2 separate regions of the Homo sapiens genome follow, and region 1 is linked to region 2. A link is a loop called in an ENCODE intact Hi-C map of the cell type or tissue named here. Cell type or tissue: chondrocyte. All regions are shown on one strand. Links, peaks and the distances in the headings refer to the core of each region. The heading gives the core; the rest is flanking DNA. Region 1 overlaps PIGN (phosphatidylinositol glycan anchor biosynthesis class N). Region 2 has its middle 270 kb from the start of PHLPP1.

Region 1 (2,805 bases), core at 145-2,644, 800 kb before region 2:
TAGGTTTAAAACCAAATTCATAACATTTCCCATGAGCCTTGTCTACTACCTACTAAATCCTTAGTGTTCACAATCTCAGTAGGTGGCACCACCTTCCCACCAAGTATGTAAGTCTGAGAAATAGGCATTGTTCTTTACACCCTATTCTTCCCCTTTATTTAATCTAACAATTGTCCACTTTGTGTTTCTTGAATCTGTTCATTTGTCTTAATCTCCATTGACACCTCTATAATTTAAGATGTATACCATCTCTTATGCGAACTACTGCAATGCAGGAATAGGTCACCCCTATATACTCTAACCCTTCTCTGATCCATTTCTTGCCATGTAGCCAGAGTATTACTTGCTTTTCTTTTTTCAAAAGAAAATCTGAACATCTTACCCCTTGTATAAAACTCTCCAGTGCCTTCTGTGAAGCATTCACTGTCTTTAAAGTCAAAAGACACGTTTGCAACAACACGGATGTTCCTGAAGCCTGGTATGCTAAGTGAAATAAGCCAGGTGCAGAAACACAAATACTGCATGATTTCACTCCTATGTGGAACTTAAGAAAGTTGACCCCACTGAATTAGAAGCAGAATGGTGGTAACCAGAGGCTGGGGTAGTTCCACAGCGGGGGGCAATTGTAGAGATACTGATCAAAGCATTCATATTAGAGTTAGATAGAAGGAATAAGTTCAAGAGCTCTGTTGTACAGCATGGTGACTCTAGTTAATGATGATATATTGTATTCTTGAAAACTGCTAAAAGGGTAGATGTTCAAATTTCTCATCACAAAAATGATAACTATGTGTAAGGTAATGCATTTGTTACTTAGCTAGATTTGAGCATTTCACAATGTATATAAACTGAAGAACATCATGTACACAATGAATACATAAAATCGTATATTAAAAAATAAATTTAAAAATGAAGTCACAGCTGGAAAAAAAAAACTCTCCAGTGCCTTTTCACCTACTAATCTAGACTAAAATCCTTAATGTGACTAACAAGGTCTTTTATAGACTAGCCTCTGCCTTCTTTTCTAAACCTGTCTCATAGCACTCCCCTTTACTTTGTAACATCTCACATCACTGGCCCCTTCTTTTATTCAAGTATCCCACTGCTATAAGACCTTTGTAGGCTCAATTCCTCTCTGCAGAATGTACTTGCAACCTATCTTCCACTCTCTCCTAACATTCCATTTCAAGCATCACTTCCTCAGGGACTATGCAGGTGAAGTCAGAAACGAAAACTTTTACTTCAGTTTGTAATTACATAGCTTTGTCTACGACTATTTGAATTAATGTCTGTCTCTGTCACTTCACCACAATTCCATGACAGCAGGACGGGGCATCTCCAACACCCATCAGAGTCTTATGCACTTAGTAAGGACTCAAATGTTTGCTGAATAAATTATTTAGAATTATCATTTCAAGGGTAAATGCAATATGCACTACAGCCACTAGAGGATGCCCTGCTTCTGTTTTTGTTCCTCCAGAACAAGATGTGAAGACTGAAAATACTTTAAAAAAAAAAAAACTAAACCTTTTATGATAAAGTAATTTACTATTAATGTAAATAAAATTGCAGTTATTACAAAATATCAGCATTCACTAACTACTTATTTTAATTAGTTTAATTGCTTAATACTAAATATTACTTAATACTTCTCTTTAAAGAAAATCACAATTTATTCAGATTTATTGAAAAAGAAATACCTCCAAAACAAACACATAACTATTAAAATTTTAAAAAGATATATGCATGTACCAATACAAGTTATCTAGTTTATCTGTGGATGTTTACCACACACTGAAAAACAATAAAACATGAGGTATTACTAAAACCTCAAGTCAACCAAAACTTGCATTCAGAATATTACTTGTGGTTCTTTTAAGACTATTAAAACCTAAAATAATTTTTTAAATACTAAAATGATTGACGTGCTTTGAAAAAAGGCATCTTTTACATCTTCATTGCTAAGGCACAAGCTTTAATAACTATCATTAGTCAGATGAAACATTAGTTGTAAGGGCCTAGATTAATGAAAATCTTACTAAGTAGAAAGGAAATTTCCCAACACTATTAATAATACATTATTATAAGTAGTGATCGGTAATTTTTAATATTCCAGTGTGTGTTACTTATACATTATTCACGAATAACCAAACCTCTGTGTATTGTGGAAAAGAAAAGTACATACTGGGAAGACTGGGCAGTTGATTTCTAATGGGCTTACAAGATCAAACACACAAGTTCATGGTTATAGGATAGGAGGCAGAAATAGAAGCAGAAAACCACAGATTTGTATGGGAAGAATTCCTCTACATGCAAGTTCTTACAACTCTGAGGAAACATTTTAAATCTATTTTCAACTTGTGTTTTAGAACTGAGACCCCAAATTAAAGATACTCCCTTCAGCCCTACTGACTTAATTGCTTTTTCAGGCTTGCACTGCCAAAACGATTGATATTAGTTTTATTTTTAAACACTTGTCAAATGTTCTCAACACATACTAATATTTCAATAATTAATAAGTGACCACAGTAATAGTTATTGTGTAGCAGGTACCAGGCACTGGGACAAGAACATTCTCAATTCTGTGTACTTTCCTTATCCCCTTTGATAGACGAATGCAAGTGAGGCTGAGAAGTTAGGTAACTTTTTCAAGGTCTCACAATAAATAATGAGTAGAATTGGGATCTGAACTTAAGCTTTTCTATCTTATAAGCATAATCCTCTTCAGGAATCCTAAATGCAGGAGATTTCTCAATTTCCCAATCATGGAGATGGAAATATTGTATATAAACAATCCATTTCTAA
Region 2 (2,805 bases), core at 60-2,559:
GGGCAGTTCTTATTTCTTAACTAGTAGACTTGGTGGTGGGCTCTGTGTCCCCCTCTAGGAGGCCGCTGGGTGGACTTTGTTTTCGTAATGGCCGTACTTCATTTCCACATCAGGCTACTTGCACACAGTGCTCTTTGGAAACCACTAAAGCCATGGAAGAGAATTGCCTCATCTCGGCCCAGTGAGAGACCCAGGGACCAAGGAAGCTGACTCCCCAGTACAGGCGGAGCGCTCTGGCTGAGACTGGAAGCTAAACCACCTTGGGACCCCTGCCCCGGTTCCACTTCCCAGCCCCTTACCTTGTCCCTCGGGCTGCCCCACTGGGTTGAAGCAGATGTGGACAACTCCAAGCTCTCACACCGACGCCTTAGTTCCTGCAGGTCTGGGCTGCTTCTCTGACTTCCTCAGTTCTTAAACCCCCTCTGGGCAGGGTTCACCTGTCCCCGGGGGTGGAGCACACCCCGGCCTTGTATGTGGATCTCTTCCACCGCAGCTCACTTCCAGAGTGGTCAGAACTGGCTGAGCGTGGTCCACGGAGGCAGCAATCGCTTCCAGATTCTAAAATGGGCCCCACAGCAACTCTGTGCCAGGGGCAGCCACTGGGCCCCACAAGCTCTGATGCAGGGACACCTCATTTCCTAACTTCTGTGTCTGCTGCAGGAGAAAGGGGTATGAGACTTGGAATTGCTTTTTTCCTGAGTCCTCCAGTTTATTTGTGCTTGCTGCTGGGTTTATTGTCTCTTTTCGGTCCCATTGTGCACATACTACATGTAAGGCACCTTGGAGTGAGACTGCCCTTTGGAGGCTTGGGGTAAGTAGGGCATTTAGATGAAAAGGTAATTCAGTCAAGCACATGTTGAGTGACCAAAGTGGCATAGACTTAGCTGATAGGTCTCCATGCGGTTGCATAGGAGCTGCCTCAGTTATTTCTGAGGAGTTTCTTTGCATTTCTGTTTATCCAGATAGCATCTAATAGTATATGTAGAGCTGCTTATACAACTGAAAGTGCTTTCTGAATATTAAAGTGCTTAATATTTGAAGATCCCTGAAGCCACAGTGTCTGCAGGGTAAGTATTAGGGAGAAGGGCATTCCCGCCTGCTCTATTCCCTGCTTCCTGCTGGAAATCCAGATAATTGGGAAAGGGCTTTGAGGGGAGAGAAAGGAAGAAATGAAACGGGAAGCGGAGAGCTGTGGTGAGCCTTGCTAGGAGAAGAACCCCTGATCGAGGACCCTAGAAACTGTTTGGTGTTGGATCCAGCGCATGCTGCCCGCCCTGTGCTGCCCTCAAGCTTCCTGCCCTTCGCTCCTGCTCCCGAGCACTGGCTTTGATGAGAGGTAGCAGAGCCGATCTCTGGGACCCAGAAACCCCACCTGCCTGCCTTGGTTTCTCTTGATTGCTTTTGTCACAGCACCACCTGCTGGTAAGCTTAGACTTTGGGTGGAAATGGGCTTCACTCTTTATCCTTCCTTCACTTTCCCAGAAGAAACAAAGTGTTTAAGTTTCTTATCACTGTATTTTCGTAAACACATGATAGCAAACTCCTATACCACTGTCAAGTATAGCCGAGAAGCTGTGTTTCCGCTTTGTAAGACAGTAGAAGTGATGACAGCTGGTTCCTGTGATGAGCCTGATTTTCCATGGGAAATTGACATGCAGAAATATTAAGATGGATAACCAGAATCATATAGTTTTGCTGGGAGAGAAGTCTGTCTTCAATGTCCATCTAATTCCCAATTCCCCTTTCCATGGTTAAAAAAAGCAAAACACAAAGCATCTGTTAACATGTTCTGGACCTTATAGGATAACACCTGAGAGTCCCCTCACCACTGGCACTGCAGGGGAGAGAAGAAGAATTCCATTTGATCATGTGAACATTCATCAAAGGGTATTTTGAGTTCATCCCTGACATGTTATCACAAGATAGAATTTCAGGCCGGGCACGGGGGCTCATGCCTATAATCCCAGCACTTAGGGAGGCCAAGGCGGGTGGATCACTTGAGGTCAGGAGTTCGAGACCAGCCTGGCCAACATACTGAAATCTCGTCTCTACTAAAAATACAAAAATTAGCCAGGTGTAGTGGTGCATGCCTGTAATCCCAGCTACTCGGGAGGCTGAGGCAGGAGAATCGCTTGAACACAGGAGTCGGAGGTTACAATGAGCCGAGATTACGCCACTGCATTCCAGCCTGGAATGCAGAGACTGGAACAGCCTGGCGACAGAGACTCTGTCTCAAAAAAAATTTTTTTTTCTTTTATTATCATACTTTAAGTTCTAGGGTACATGTGCACAACGTGCAGGTTTGTTACATATATATACATGTGCCATGTTGGTGTGCTGCACCCATTAACTCGTCATTTACATTAGGTATATCTCCTAATGCTATCCCTCCCCGCTCCCCCACGCCACAACAGGCCCCGGTGTGTGATGTTCCCCACCCTATGTCCAAGTGTTCTTATTGTTCAATTCCCACCTATGAGTGAGAACATGCGGTGTTTGGTTTTCTGGCCTTGTGATAGTTTGCTGAGAATGATGATTTCTAGCTTCATCCATGTCCCTGCAAAGGACATGAACTCATCCTAAAAAAAGATAGAATTTCTATAAAGTGTGGGTTTCTGGTATCTGCCTTACCTACCTCTCCAGCAATCAAATTAGGTCATGTATTTGCAGTAATTTAAATACTAAAGCCTTATGTAAGTGTAAATATTGTCATTGTTACAAATGAAGGAACTAAGGGGCGTCTGAAAGAAAATAATGAGGAATGCAGCAAAAGCACCTTTTTAAGCCAGGTATGGTACTGTGGGC

The links. Hi-C counts contacts between places; a loop is a spot of excess contacts. Peaks named below come from ENCODE experiments on the same cell type or tissue, not always from the same donor. Only the 100,000 strongest peaks of a DNase experiment are listed, where the experiment ranks them.
Region 1: it touches region 2 in a loop (7-fold over the local background); 25 of 110 quality-filtered maps call a loop at or near these places.

Annotation. Positions count from the first base shown.
Region 1 is chr18:62,182,336-62,185,140 of GRCh38, forward strand. All of the region lies in intron 1 of PIGN (phosphatidylinositol glycan anchor biosynthesis class N), which reads right to left. Among named protein-coding and RNA genes, the nearest start is that of PIGN, 3.3 kb to the right of the region's middle. In chondrocyte, for the core only: a CTCF peak has its summit at 1,450 (motif pointing right); no DNase peak of the experiment used is centred there.
Region 2 is chr18:62,981,436-62,984,240 of GRCh38, forward strand. No RefSeq gene overlaps it. Among named protein-coding and RNA genes, the nearest start is that of PHLPP1, 270 kb to the left of the region's middle. In chondrocyte, for the core only: CTCF peaks have their summits at 1,405 (motif pointing left) and 1,627; no DNase peak of the experiment used is centred there.